2 separate regions of the Mus musculus genome follow, and region 1 is linked to region 2. A link is a loop called in an ENCODE intact Hi-C map of the cell type or tissue named here. Cell type or tissue: left cerebral cortex. All regions are shown on one strand.

The links. A loop is a pair of places that touch in the nucleus more often than their neighbours do. Peaks named below come from ENCODE experiments on the same cell type or tissue, not always from the same donor. Only the 100,000 strongest peaks of a DNase experiment are listed, where the experiment ranks them.
Region 1: it touches region 2 in a loop (4-fold over the local background); 2 of 42 quality-filtered maps call a loop at or near these places.

The regions. Positions count from the first base shown.
Region 1 is chr12:53,137,041-53,145,040 of GRCm38, reverse strand. It overlaps Akap6 (A kinase (PRKA) anchor protein 6), which reads right to left. Exons shown (of 14, transcript NM_198111.2): 13 at 2,273-5,660. The coding sequence ends at 2,313. Among named protein-coding and RNA genes, the nearest start is that of Npas3, 110 kb to the left of the region's middle. In left cerebral cortex, no CTCF peak of the experiment used is centred here; a DNase peak (open chromatin) is centred at 4,234.
Region 2 is chr12:52,914,776-52,922,775 of GRCm38, reverse strand. The region is part of intron 5 of Akap6 (A kinase (PRKA) anchor protein 6); the gene reads right to left. Among named protein-coding and RNA genes, the nearest start is that of Gm51971, 120 kb to the right of the region's middle. In left cerebral cortex, a CTCF peak has its summit at 3,664 (motif pointing left); a DNase peak (open chromatin) is centred at 3,587.

The DNA of each region.
Region 1 (8,000 bases), 220 kb before region 2:
ACACACATGCATACACTCACGCACAAACACACATGTACACATAGGCATTCACACTGTACATGCACATGTGCACGCGCGCGCGCGCGCACACACACACACACACACTCACACACGCAAGCACTCACACTTGTGCTCACACACCCTCAAAGGTGGATAGGAGCAATCTATGGCTGTTCACATAGCTCTAGGCTTATAACAAGTCACTTGGGGGCGATGTCAGTTCTACAGAAGTAAAATCTGGCTGCTTGTTCCCTTTGCCCACAGTACAGCCTGGTGTGGGGCACAAGAGAACCCTTCTGATGGGCAGGCAAGTGGCTGATATATTTTTACACCATCTATGCTTGTAAAATGTAACAATTACACAGATCTATCAGCACCACCACTTCCCCTCAAGTCAAAAAATGGAATTGCTCATCATTTACATTTCATTTCAATTCCATTTCTCTGTGTGAGGAAGAGAAGAGACTCCCAGAGGATCAAACAGGGAGAATGCATCCCAGAGCCTTCACTAGGGCCAGCGCGTCTCTGCTCCAGATCTCAGCAGGGCTGCTGACTTGAGGGTCACAGTCACAGGGTGGCATGCTCACAACGCTGTTGCTTTCAAGCCTTTATCCTTTTTCAGAAAACAAAATCAGCCAGGCATTCTGGGTCCTTCTGCAGAGGCGGGCAGAGCCTGCATCCAATCAGTTCTAATAGAACCTGTTCTGAGGCGGCTTATGGTATCCCGGTTACTCTCCCTTAATGGTCAGTTTTACTGCATACTGATGGAGGGTGTGATTATAGGGTGGCCACAACTCACAGAAAACACATCTCTCTCTCTCCCTCTTTTGTTCTCACTTGCAACCAATTGTAAATAGTGTCTGAAATAGAAAATTAGTGAAGCTACATCAGTAAGTAGGATGCCTTTCTTCAGTTTTGCATACTGAGTTTATTTTTAGGGTATATATATGGTATAGATTCCCCCCTCGCACCACATTCTAGCAGCTCAACATAGAATCGCACATTTTAATGAGCTCAGGGCACAGGTGTTGCAGGAAAAAAAATAATGATGTTTGCCATTCATCTTTCAAATTAAATAATGTGTTTTTAAATAGTAACTTTTTTCATAATACATTATGGGAACAACATTTATCTGTCACATTTTAAAAGATGTATTTGTAATAAATGTAAATTACTTTTAGAAAATCAGTAATTAGGCTCATCAAAAAAATAAACAATCTGCCACAAAAAAGATAATCTTTAGCATAGTTAAGTATAATAACTGTTATTTGAATAAGTTAACAAATTAGGGTAGATTGCTTCTGTAATTCATTTCCTATAGCACGAGTTTAGGTTACGGCATTAGGCTTCTGTAGTGGGGGTGGAGGGGCGTTATGCACCTCATACTTTGGTGAAACACAACTCTCAGGTTTGAAAGCTAAATTTCTCTTTAAACTTGATTGAGCAAGTGCATTCACCACTGGGTCTTAGAAATGGGAGATAACAGAGTCTCCGTATCGCTTCTAGAGCTGTATCACCACCTCAGGATTATCAATCAATAGCTGTCTTATTAAATATGAAAAGTGGAATGAATTTCTCAAAAAAAAATTGATGGCAATCAGCCTGTCACCTTCAGGCAAAATTCAAAAATTCTGTTTTTATCGAGACGCCATTAACTTGTCACGTATCCTCCCAATATGCGCGTTTTGCGCTGGTGCTTCATCTGTGTGTGTACAAATAGGAGCCTCTTCTTTTCCCTCAACTTTTTGCTCCTGTTTGGATTCTGAGGCCGTGTTAAGGGGAGTGACTGGGATGCTAGTTCTATGAAGCAGAAGCCTAAGGGAAAACCCATGTCTGGAAGGAGGCACAGCCTTCAGTCTGACCCTTGCTCATCACGGGGCAGTTCTAAATAGGAGCTGCAGTAAGGAATACAGCTACTGAACGTGCATTTTGATCTCAAGGAATGCCTGCAACTCTCGGGGCATTTTCTCCTCTAGTCAGAGGAATTAAAACCCCAAATGGATCAGCTGGTTTCTCAAATATTGTATTGCTCTTGCCAAAATGATGGAATAAATATAATGTCACTTGAAATGTCAAAATGTCACCACTGGTCCCCTTGTGCCTTTCACAGTGACTACCACTGCTGTGTTTCTACTCAATGTCTTATCCAGATGTGTATGTGTCACAGCTAATCATGCTGACCAGTCTTCTATAGTGGATCTATTAATGTAAACTCATATCTACACACACACACACACACACACACACACACAGCAGAAATACTCATACATACCTTTCAATGAGATGAGTTCCATGCTTGGGGGCATTACATTCTACCTATGCATGTTACTATGTCGATCTTCATGAAAGCTTACGAGCTTCTCTTTGCAGGTTAAAGTTTGGGGGCTGGGATACAGTGCAGCCTTGCCTTTTGGCTGTTTTGCATTCAAAGAGAAAGCTTGAATTTTCGGTTTGGCTGAAGCAGCGTTTTCTTCTGGCGTTCCTGATACACTTTGCTTTCTTGAACTCCCCTCTCTCTTGGCCTTTCCTGGGGGGGTGGTAGGCTCTGCGCTCTCCACACAGCCCTGGGAAGTGTGGGACGCACCATCTCCTTCCTTTGCATCATCAGCTCCCTTCTGAGGGGAAAGTCCTGAAAGAGGCACCGTGTCTGTCTCATCACGGAACACAGAAGAGCTGGCTGTCATTTGTTCTGGCTTAGCAGCTTCATCCTGGACTTCTGATTCATTTGGAAGGGCACTGGAGAGACGGGCTTCCTCATCAGCAGGCTCGTCCTCAACACAAGCTTCAAAGAAGCAGTCCACGTCTTCCTTGTCATCTAAGCCAGAGTCCACGGTGTCTGGTGGCAATGGGGTGTTGCTCTTCTCATCTATGTAATTGGTGACCTCCCCACAGTCACTGTCATGGGACGAAAGAGATAGGTAGGAGTAAAAATCTCCCTTCCTCAGGTGTATGGGCCGATGCGAATGCTCTAACACTTTCTCCTTAATTTGGGTCAGTGACGTGGGAGCGGCCACCTCACTCTCAGGTTGTGATTTACTTTTGAGGGCTGTTGATGCCATGTCAATGATTTCCTTAACAAAGTCATGTACCGAACAATCTTCATCATCTTTCTGATGGAAAACATCTGGCTTGCAGTTGCAACAGGAAGTGCTGCTGCTGATAGAAGCACTTTCCTCTGTCTCATTTTGTTCGAGTAGGCAGCAACCAGCAGCGTTTCTAGCCACACTTGGTGCATCATTAGACAAAGATTTGAGTCCATCACTATCTTGTCTGCTTCCGCCACCGGTTTCCAACAGTAGTCCTGAGCAAGAGTTCTGGACTGATGTGCAGTCACCCCTTTCAGGATGCTGGGGATCGGCACCAATCTGTGGAGGATGCCTATCATTTGGGGGACCAAATTCCTTCCCAGTGACACTTGAATCATCAGAACCATCCATTAATGCTTCATACTCGTCGTGCTTGGATTCAGAAATCTTTTTCACATTTGAAGCAAGGTTCGCTGATGCCTCTGGGATCTCTGGCTTCTCCTTTTCTCTCTCTGGAGTACTTTCAACATTGCCATTTTCCATGTCGGCCACATGTGGATCTTTAGTAACGTCGTACGTATTTTTCTTATTTTCACCTTTGGTTCCTAAGTCATGAGTTCTGGGTGGGTTCTTGCCATTCCCATTGTTTTCAGAGAGACGTTTTATGGAGCAATTTAGAAGGGCCTCAATGTCCAGGGTGTCCGAGGGATTGGCCCTCTCGGTACTTCCTCCATCTTTATTGACCTTTATTTCATCAGTGACACTGGGCCGTTTCTTTTCTCTCGACAAGGAAAGTTTGGGTCTTATCCACGTCTGCAGTTCGTTCTTGATGTAGTCCAGCCCAGACATCAGGTTGCTTTCCTCATAAATTTCATCATCCGTTGCGATACTGGAGTCGTCATCCTCATCTTTGAGACACAGCTCTTCTTCCGTCAAGGTGAGAGTGGAGCTGGAGAGGAGGTCGCTGTCGTCTTCGTCATCAGTGCAAGCAGAGGTGCAGGAGACGTTGACAATCATGCTGACATTGACGTCGCTCTCATCAGCCACCGAGCGATTCAGGCGCTTCCTGAATGATGCGTTGGACTCTGGGACCTTGTTTTTGTGTAACACAATGTCCTCCGAGCAAAGAGAGAGCTCATCGCTGCTACTCAGTTCGGTAAGAGATGCCGGCGAGTCTTCATTGATAGAGGATGCGACATCCAGTGACATCTGGCCACTGAAGGACATCTTTTGGGAACTGCTTTGCAGAGTGATATCTGAAACACTCCGCTTGATCTTTTGCTCTGAGGGGCTCTGTATGTTCTCCAGACGATTCAAAAGATCTAATGTCCTCTTGCTCAGCTCACCAACCGAGCCACTGCTCACACTTATGTCCCCAGAGCTGTGACAGCTAAAAAGATCCTCGTTGCTCTTATAGGATGTCAACCAACTTTCTAAAGAAGTGCTTCGCTGGAGGCTGTCACTGCCATTTTTAAAGATTCCCAATCCAAACAAATCACCCCCTGGGGAAAGGGACTCTACAGATGAGCTACGAGATAAAAGGGAGAGCTGTCGGGCATTCTGGATGCCCGTGAGTGCCTTCTCTATGTCGCTACTTTTGTATGAGCTTCGACCCATCTCGTGGGGGGCACTTGCCAAGATCTTTTCATGGAGGGGCGCGTCTGGTTGTGACTCAGAAGTCTGATGTTTAGGTTTGCAGGACTTTTTATCAAAATAGAAACCACGAAGAAGGGGATCCTCCAAATGTGCCTTCTCACTCTGCGGCTGTTTCATTATCATTGGGAATTTGAGTTTTGAGCCTTGGAGGTACGAGTAGTCATAAAATGTAAACACCTCATGTTTTCCTTGTAATTCGTCTCCCAAACAATCAGTGGTGTGTTTGGTAATACTGTTTAAGTCCCCAGCTTTCCCATTTACACAACCCACTGGTGAGACAGATGCCTGAGAGACACTTGAAAGCTTAATGCACTCCCCCTCATCTTTAAATTTTTGCTCCAGCACATTGGCTGCGTCTCCCATTTGTGGGTCCAGATGTTGTGTTTCAGGGTTACTCGGGGACCCATCGACCATACTGAACAAGCTCATGTCGGAGTTGGTTGGCATCTCATTGTCTCCTTCGCTGACAATTCCACTCTCACTGCCTGAATTCTGGCTCAAGTCTCCACTCTGACACGAGTAAGGCCTCACCAAGCTGGAACCCCCTAAAAGGTCTGGTAACGATTTTGTGGATGAAAATGAAGAATCTTTACTGAGGCTCTTAGTTAAAACAGTGGGCTGCACTGTGCCTGTGAACTTGGGGCTGCTTTTTAGAAACTGAGTGTGGCTGTCCTCGTGGAACTCAACATTGTGGAGACTGTACACTTGGTAAATGTGTGGGCTGGAAGGGGCAGTGATATTTGAGGTATACTGGGACCCTCCACAGTCACCTGCCTCCTCTTCATAACCGGAGTCCTTGTGGTGTGTCTCTTCAAGTTTCACTGTTGGGACCATAGGCTCCAGGTCTTGATCAAGGTCGTTGGATTCTTCATGCACACTAATGAGTTTGTTACTTATGTCTGTCTCATCCCATTCCAGGGCATCCTCACTCATTCCATTCAGGTCCATCAAGCCAGGGTCAATCACATTCAGAGTCTCCTGTAATAGAAGGGAGGAGAGACAGAGAGAGAGAGAGAGAGAGAGAGGGGGGGGGGAGAATTAGAGAACATAATCGGAAAATTGTTATCTATTAGGACCTCTTGGAAGTTAGAACACAAAACTGAAGTGCAGATTGGAAGGTACCAGCATCAAGAACTCTAGTTCTCCTTGAGATAATATCCAAACACTGTAGGGGTGGGCTATTATCAATAGTGACTGTCACTGAGGCATTAACGTAGATTCAAATATAAAATCACTATACTAGTACATGATCCTTTATGGTCCTAACCATTTGCTGTTGATTGTGCTATGTTTCAAATCTCAGCTTGGGTTGATTATTGAGGGTTGGATATGAAATGTGTCCTACAGGCTCATGTTTTGAAAGCTTGCTCCCCACCTGGTGGCACAATTTGGGGAGCTTCTGGAGAACTTTGCAGGTAAGATTGAGCAGGAAGAAGTATGTCACTTGGGGTGGCTCTTTGGGATGAACTGTTCTTAGCCCCTTTTCTGCTATTTCTTCACAGCAGAGCAGACAAAGCTCCTCCATTACATGCCCCAGGGCATGGGGCCAGGTGACTATGAATGGGACCCTCTGAAACCATGAGCCAAAAGAAATACCCTTCCTCCCTCTCTCTCTCTTTCTCTCTCTCTCTCTCTCTCTCTCTTTAGATATTTTCTTCATTTACATTTCAAATGCTATCCTGAAAGTTCCCTATACCCTCCCCCCCGCCCTGCTCCCCTATCCACTCACTCCCACTTCTTGGCCCTGGCATTCCCCTGTACTGGGACATATAAGGTTTGTGAGACCAAGGGGCCTCTCTTCCCAATGATGGCTGACTAGGCCATCTTCTGCTACATATGCAACTAGAGACACAAGCTCTGGGGATACTGGTTAGTTCATATTGCTGTTCCACCTATAGGGTTGCAGACCCCTTCAGCTTCTTGAGTACTTTCTCTAGCTCCTCCATTGGGGGCCCTGTGTTCTATCCAATAGATGACTGTGAGCATCCACTTCTGTATTTACCAGGCACTGGCATAGCCTTACACGAGACAGCTATATCAGGGTCCTTTCAGCAAAATCTTGCTGGCATATACAATAGTGTCTGCATTTAATACCCTTCCTCTTAAATTACTTAAGTCAATATTTTGGTTGTGTTATGTGAAAGTAACTAAAGCAGCTAAAAATAAAACTGCTAAATGAAGACTAAAAGGTAGAATCCATGAAATATTGTAGGGTACATATATTCTCATAGCAATTTCCTCCCTAAGTCTCTAGTAGAATACTATCTGTTGCTGTGCGTCATAACCCTCTTGCCTCTAATTTTAGGTTAAAGTCCTATTTACCCAGGAACCTATAACAGTGTATACACCTTCATTTTTCTTTCTTTTCTGGTCTTGGCTGTGAGAACTAGGCTTTGCCTCCTGTTGGCTGAGATGAGCAATGCCCACATCTTCCTGAGAGTTCCCAGGCAGCTCCTTAACCATTGTTTCCTGGCTCCCTTTCTTCTTTATCTTTTCTTTGTGAGAGAGATATCACTTGGACTTTTGTTGATCATTACTATTGGTTTGCCTATGCTTCTAACTGTCTGAAGACTTCCCTGACTCCCAGGGATGCAATAGCCTAGGTGCCCTTCTTCTGTGCTCTGCCTGTCTTCATGAGAACTCAGTATTCTCTTGGCCTTCTATGGGATGGAGCTGTTAAACGGCTCTTTCGGCACCCTCATTTCTCACCCAGCTATCTGGTTCTATTGTGGAGCCAAGGAAGGTGAAAAATGCACTGTGGGCCCTGAGAACTTCTCCTACAGATAGAACCATAGAGCATTCTCAGCTCTACCTACACTCATGCCAAGGAGGCAGATGGACGACCATGACTCTAGAACTAGCCAACAAGCCAATGGCCTGGCTGCTCTCACCAGCTTCATTAGCTTGCATGAGTTATTTAAGCTTTCTGAGTATCAGCATCATCACCTATAAGATAGATACAGCTCTATTGATCTTCAAAATCACTCTTGGATGAAATGTAAAATAATTATAAGTGCCCAGGGAAACAGTCAATATTTGGTAACTAATTCTTACGATGTGTAGAGTTGCTCATAAGTTCCCTGACTCCCCCTTGGCTATATCTCCTTCTTACCATCCCTTCCAATTTACTCTTCAAAAACAAACCATGATCTGGTAGGTAAAGAGAATGGTGATAGCTCTGAAGGCAGGGTTTTCTCATTACAAATCAGATTATCTCAACTGTCTGGTTGAAAACAGGCCACTCAGCTTTCTTTCTTTAGTGGGAGGAAGAAAACCTCACCTGGAGCATATTAGGGCACATTTGTAAAGCCTCAATCC
Region 2 (8,000 bases):
CTCACCGCTCTCGGAGCCTAGTGAGTACGATTAGTCTAGAATTCCAGCAGAGTGTGCCAAGGAAGCCAGAAGCATCATGTGGGTTACTGCTAGCGGCAGGCAAGGGCTTCAGACCTGGACAGTTAAGGTCAAAGCCCAGCTCCCTTGTCACTCTCTGTTTAAGTCTGGGCAACCCCTGTCTATTTAGTTTTCTCATTTTTGAAAAGAATTTTAGTGCCTATTTCCTAGGTGGTAATAAAGATAAAAATCCCTTGGTACACATAGAACAAAACCTAGTCCACCATAATAGCACAGTTAATTGTTACTACACAAAACAACGTCTTCAGAAGAGCTCAGATGGAGGCCCACCTCTTCTTAAGTCCTTGAATGGCTGGCCAGGCATATGTATCTGGCTCAGCCTTTATCTGGCTGCAGGTGCTATCAGCTCAACTCCAAGGGTTCTCCACGCCCTTGTCTACTTGCTCCTCTAGGACTCTGTTCTTGCCGTGCCTCTGTCTGGCAAGTGCTATTTCAGCAAAGCCGCAACATCCTTTAAAATCCAATTCAGTGTGCTCACTAGCAAGATTTCCCTGATCTTCCACCCTAGACGCTTATAACCACAGCAAGCTTCAAGCCTCCACTTACCGACCCCTGTTCTAAATTATTGAGAGGTCTGTTTCCCACCCTTGAGCTCCTTGAGAAAGGGGCTGAGGTCTCACCCACTTTGGAACAAAAGTGCCTGGCACACATCTAGCCACCATAGAGGGGAGTGCACACCTCACGACTCATCCCGCACACCATCGCCCAACAGCCTGCAGCGCCGGGGGATATCAATGCGATCACTCTGCACTCGAGAGTGGTTGATGAATGTCCCCAAATTTTACTCGGTGAACACCATGTAAATGAGCTGTCATGTTCCTTCGCTTACAAAATTACTTGCCAATTACACTTAGATGACCCAGCATAATTGCCATATAAACTGTACCCTGGCTGGGGTAACCTGAATCATCAATTTAACTTTACCCTCTCATCATATGGTACTTAGCACACAATTAAATAAACGGCCAGTCACTGTACATTTTCCCAACAGAATGAAGTGGCTTTGTCATTGGTTCCTCGGTCACAACAATCTAGAACACACCTTCAACTATCAGAAACTGAAGGAGAGAACTTTGTGCATTTAAGAAATAATTTCCAAGTGTTTTTAAAAAATTAAAACCACGTGTTTGAAAAGTCTTTTTCTTGAAAACAGACAAAAAAATTTTTTTAAAAAGGCAAAAACCTTGTTCCTCCTAAAGAGACGCTGCTCCCAAGATCTCAGTTCATAAAAATGGCTCCAAGCCTTTGAAAGTGAGTCTAGCTCCTCAATCTATAATTTATTTCAAAGACTGTGTGTGTGTGTGTGTGTGTGTGAGAGAGAGAGAGAGAGAGAGAGAGAGAGAGAGAGCAGCTCAGTGAGGTTGACGCTCTTCCCTGATAGACTGGCTAATAACTTATGCAAGATGGAGATAGATGGGTGAGACTCTGAATGCTGACCGTGACTCTGAGTGACGGGATTTTCATTCGCTGCCCGGACGCTGCCTCCACACCTGACACAGGTAATCACATTGACTCCTCAGCTCCTCAGCATGGAGACATCAGGCCAAACGCGTGCTCAAACAGAGGTTCTGTCTGAAGGGACTATTTGACTTCCAGAACATACTGTTTGGAGGCCCTGATTGAAAAGAAGGTCAATGCTAGCCCAAATATCTCTCTACCCCCTGAGGTGGAATAATTGATGTGCGGCAGCCCTTAAGGATGTGGAGTCACCAGGGTGATGGATGGATATACGTATATTATTCACACGTACATCTGCTAATACACAGGTCCCAGTGCAAACACCAGGACTTAAGAATATTATGTGGATTTAGGACAATCCCTGAAGGACTCCGGTTCCATTAAAATCTTGTTTTGGCAGCCTGGGGCAGATCCATTCCAACTCCCACACGCTTTATGCATTCAAAAGGGGGAACCAAACCACTTTAAAAATAAATTTAATAAATTTTTGTAATGTCAAGTTATTAACATCCTGTCTAGTCATACAATGTTCATATTTTTAAGAAGTAATATTAAAGCTGCAGAGATGTTAACCCTTCTAATAGCTGAATTATCATTTTTATTTCCATTGTGGTTTTTTTTAATTGCTTTATCTTGCCAAAGGAGATGAATCACACCCCTACAAACAAAAGGAAACCTTCGGGTTCCCCCTTCTTGTCACAGATTCACTAGCCAAAACACAGAATTTCAACTTCTTTAAGAAGATGTGAGCCATTCCTACCATACACTCTTAAGTACTCAAGGAAGATGTGCAAAAGTCGCCCAAATAGGAGAGTCTTCCTCGCCTACCACTGCTAATGTCACCTTCCCAAAAGTCATCCCATAGGTAAATGTTCTCCTGGTTAATATAAAAATCTGAAGTTTTTACTATATATACCAGATAAACTGATTCAAGTTCCCAAAATTCCATGTGATAAGATGTGAGTCCCTGGTCCTTAATCAATGCCCTCAGCCAGTCCTGTGCATGGCCCACAGAACGCAAGGCCTGTCTGCAAACTTTTCTTCAGTGCTCAGTACACCATAGCTCTGGATGTGCTGTGCTCAATAAGCTCACCACTTCTCTGATCATCTAGTTAAAAGCAGCCATTACTGTCTGAGAAAAAAGTAAGCTATAAGTTAGTAAACTGGGCACTAACGATATTCAAAATCATGAGAATTGTTACATATTATGGCCTAAGAGCCCTTAAACCAAGCAGGAAGGAAGTGCAGTTCTTCCTGACTGGGAAAAGTAACACGAGTCTCCTAGACACACAGAATGAACCATGAGAGCACTGGAATGTGGTTATGACCGTCACATGGCCAAAATGAGCCTCCCTCTCTGCCTATGCCCCCTCCATGTCACAAGCAAAGGCAAAATGCCCGAATGCTGTAGTTCCTGACAGACCCCACCACCACCACCACAGCAAACGACTCAGGCTGGGTGCTGAGTATTTCAGATAAACAGGAGAAATGGTACCATATCCTGCTAAACACTCAGCCACACTTTAAACTGATGGGAGCCAAGGGACAAGCAAATGGAACGTCAGAGCACTCAGAAAGCTGTAGCCTTGCTCCTGAGGCTGAAGGGGGTGGTGGGCAACTGGGCCCAACGCACGCTCTGGGCTTTGAAGTCTGGCTGACTGAGCCCTGTTCCTGAGGAGCACAGCCCCACGGCAGGCAGCTCCTGTTCTTGTGAAGGAAGCTCAACTTGCTTAGGCCATGGCTGTCCGTCATCTCAGCAGAGAAGGGGAAGCAGGAAAGGTGAGCGGCAGGTGAAAAACAAACTCTTGTGATCTCTTAACTTCAAGCAATGAAAAATGGAGCAGAGGTAGACACAGGAGGGCCAGCAAAAGACCAGCAGTCAGAAGTGTTTGGGAACGCTGGTTTTTCTTGGGGTAGAAATAAAGGCGATTGAATCAGAAATGAAGCACAGAGATCTAGATGGTGATGGGAGACGTGTGCGTCTGCATTTTCTGATCATTCTCCTAACCAGACACGTCCGGTCCTCTAGTTAAATCCAATTGTGTTTATGAAGATCCGGGCGAGGGCACAATAAAGATGGGACCTCGAGAACAAGTGGAGTCTGGTGCTCCTCTGCCACCTTGTGGCAGCCAACACAAATTGCAGGCACTAATACTAGGATGAACAAAGAGGGTCAAAAGGCTGTGCTTTTAAAGTCCACCTGTAAATGGGGACTCAGATTTCCCACGCACAAACACGGATCTGCCTCGGTTCTTATTACCTACAGTGAAAGCTGTTCCTAGAGGATGATAGAGGTTTTTTTTATTACATGGGGTCCCTGAGCTGCTGCTGCAGGCTGCCTGGAAAAGGACAAGAAGGTTGTCTGCCAGTGTTAGACTGAATATTCGTGGAGCACGGTTTGAAAAAAGAAAGCAGAAATAAGGAAGAAGCTAAAGTGCCCATCATGACAAGATTTAATTAAATAAGCCGGGGCATGTCCACGTGATCAAACACTAAGGAGCTGTGAGAATGTACCGGAGTTCTTTTGTATACAGATGGAAACAGGTCTGTGGAAGCACTTTACTGACTTATATCCAACACGGACTTGCAAGTGTGCTCGTCTCACATAAAAGGGCTCCACAGAACACAGAGCAGACTGCCTGGGCTGGTTAGTCGGCAGGGTGGAGGTCTGTGCTTTTCGCTTTATGCTGTCTCACGTTGTTTGCTTTTCTCACTGAGTGTAGCGTGATGTTTCTCTTTAACTAGACATTGAGTGAAAGGCAGGGGCTGAATCGCGCTTCCTCAGTCCACACTACACACTGCTACATCTGTGGAGTGATGATGTCCCAGTAGCTTGGTGTGCGCGCGCACACACACACACACACACACACACACACACACCTGGCAGTGCCTGGAGGCCCGGCTCATGCGGAGAAGCATTCATCCATCTACACACCTCCCTGCATCTGAGTCTTTCCCACACTCAGTTGGGTGTAGTTCAGGGTGCCATAGACCAGAACAGGGCAGACAAAAAGATGTTGTCTGACATTTCTGACTGAACATGAGCGAGTCTCAAAAGCAGCTCTTGGTGTGAACCCCTGATTCGCCCTGTAATCTGCTCCTGTCCCCCTCCCCCAACCCACTCCCACTCACCCAGTATTCCATTCCCACTGCTCTGATGTTCTTGGGTTTTTGTTTTGTTTTGTTTTGTTTTGTTTTGTTTTGTTTTGTTAGAGACAGGGTTTCTCTGTGTATCCCTGGCTGTCCTGGAACTCACTCTGTAGACCAGGCTGGCCTCGAACTCAGAAATCCGCCTGCCTCTGCCTCCTGAGTGCTGGGATTAAAGGCGTGTGCCACTACCGCCCGGCTTGCTCTGATGTTCTTAATCTCCGAATCCACCTACAAACTCTTTGATCTTAAACTCGACCCTCTATATCTAAGGTTTTAGCTTTGATTTTCATGCCTGGTTTTGCCAGGTGCAGAGGTCCAGCATGGCTTCCCAAGTCTGCCTAAGTACAGGCACAAATTGTTGAGATGTCCCTGTACGTTTGGAAGAGACTTCTTGATGGTTTCCTTTCGAGATATTTTCCATTCACGGCACAGACAAGGGACTGCTTCCTTTGGTATTTAAGAAATGCATGTAAATCCAGAAGTAGAATAGTAATGACCCAACAGAAGACCAGACACAGATAATGAGCAGACAGACCCAAGGAAAGAAATGCAAACGATGCCCCCAAACATGGAGAAGGTGACAACCCCACCCCAAATGCTGGAAGCACAGTGGTCATCCCTGCTAACCACCGCATGGACAAGGCTAAGCAGTGTGCAACAAGCTTCAACAGCAGACGGCAGTGGGCGTGCTCAGCACGGAGCACACACCGCATCGTCTCCAAAGACAATCTAGTAATAGATGAAAGTTTTGAACGTGTATAGCCTTTTTAGCCAGAAAGTCTGAATGTAAGGACATGCTCATACCAAACAAGATGATTAAGGTCTGAGCATGTGCACAGAAGCATCGTTGGAGATAGAAGACTACACATAACCTAAGGGTCTAGCATAAAGGATTGCTTAAAGAAAATCACAGAGTACCCCAGATGGAAATACTGTTAAAGCCATCCAAAGAGGATAAAGTTGTGTTATAGTTACTGCTTTTGATCTGTTGCTAGTTTAAGCTGGGCACAAAGCACCGCACATATGTGTAGCTGTTTTTAAATACTTGGGATAATCGTGTGATGATATCAAGAAAGAGCAGAGAGCTGGTGTCTGAGAGGACAGGAGGGAGGCCTCTCCTCAGACCTTTATACTGCCACCCACTTCGAGTAGTTTCTGCCATGTCTGCACACAGCCAGGCAAAAATCCATCATTTTTGAAGAATGATAACTGCTTGTCCGTAGTAGAACATCAAATACTCTATTCAAGCCAGTCCTCTACTGTGATCATTCAGCTAAACTATGCCAGCCTGGCCTTACCCCCATGGGACTTGTGACTGACTCCTGTCACTCTTCTGCTTGACACAAAGCCAAAAGTTTCAGTACCCCTGAGAAACATTTGGCGATTTAAATCGTCACTTAGTGTCCCTTACTGTCCAGTAGCGCCCTTCAAGGCTCAAGTGGAGGCTCGACCTCACCTGACAGTCCCCTTCCACTCTTTTCCTCCATGACCCTCACCGTGATGTCCCTACCCCAGCTCTCTCCTCTCATTTGATCCAACAGAGTAATCTATGCCCTTCAAGGCCTTCATCTAATTATCTCTAGGAAAACATTAAACCTTTTCTCTGAACTCCTTCATTTATCTTATATAATTTTCCTGGTCAGGACTATATCGTATACCCTATGGTCATCTCTGTTCAATAGAAAGGCCCAAGAGAAGGCAGGTTCAAGCAGCGTGCTCCACACGGGGGCGGGGTGGGGGGGGTCTCATCCTGTGGATCGAGACCCCTTAGGAGATTTGGGAGGGTCAAAACCCAGAGGTTTACATTACAGTTCATAACAGTAGCAAAGTTGCAATTAGGAAATAGCAATGAAAATTCTTTTCTGGTTTAGGGTCACCACAACATGAACTGCATTAAAAGGAGGCAGTGTTGGGAAGGCTGAGAATCATTGCTCTAGCACCTCAGGATCTGCCTGGTTGCACGGGTGCTTCAGATATATGAACTAAAATCTTGAACCCATAGTCGCCATTGTGTTACACAGCTCTCACATATCAAATTGAAAATTACAAATGTTGCTTCTTAAGACAAGCATGGTGGTATCTGCTATTCTGGTACTCTGAGCTGGTGGCCAGCCTGAGCTACGTAGTGAGTTCCCTGACATCCTGGGCTACATAGTCAGAGAGTTCTTATAACAAACTTAAAACTGCCAGACAACATGAAATTGATCAATCCTTGTGCCATAGAGTATGGGACGCCTACCCAAATTTCCTCTCCAAGTTTTAAGACTGGCCCTACCCTAGGTTTAGTCATTGCTCTTGCCCAACTCTTTGGTCTGGCTGGACTACAGTAGTTCACCCTAGATAGTCTGACTGGCTATAAATGAGTTAAGATCTGGTTTGTTTTCCTGGCTCCGATGTCTATGGAGTGGTGCTCATTTGGTGAATTAGGTATGTCTTCCAAGGACTCTGGAGATGAGAGATCTCCTTCCAGAAGCACATGGACAAACTGTGGATCTAGCCAGGATGGCTTCCTCTGTGGCCTTACTGCTGAACATTTCCTTAAAGGAACGAAATCTAAACACTCTCGATGGCTATTTCCTAAGCACACGGTCTATCCCAGAGCTACGTCCTCTGGCATGCGGTGGCTATTCACAATGTTTGCATGTATTGTGCTTCTTCTCAGGTATACATAATTTGAAAGACTGTGGAGGAAACATTAAACGTTTATCAGGAACTCAAGGCATCAGGCGTGGCCCATGCACATGTGAACAACACAGAAGGAACATCGGTAGATGCGATGTCATTATAGCTAACAAGAAACATGCTGAAGGAGAGAGATCAGGCCTGTGCCCCAGTGGAGAGCATGCTGGCCGGCCTTACCCCTATGAAGTTAGAGACAGAGCAAACTGGATAGTACAGAAACCAAATCAGCAGTTGCTTAGGGCTGCAGTGCAGTCTGGGAAGGGCTGAAGGAAGGAATCTCAAAGTGTCATGAGGAGGTTTGGCGTGATGAATGTGCTCACTATCGTGATGTTGGTGGAGTGTATGTATCTTTCAGATTGTCAAAGCTCGTGAACGTTCATACTCTAAGATACGCGATCTCGCAGGCCAAACACTCCAGTGGAGCTGTTTTTGAAGAGGAAACAGACAACAGTGAAGGAAAGAGAGAAAGAGGAGTCTTCCCCGTAGTACATTCGTACAATGCTACTTCTAACATTGCTTTCAGAAAAGACCAGCACCCGCCATCCACCACCTCCAAATGACATTTCCTGAAAGTGCCAGTTTCCAGAAAGATGGGAATTGTATTTTTGAAGGAGCAGCCAGGTTGCAAGCAG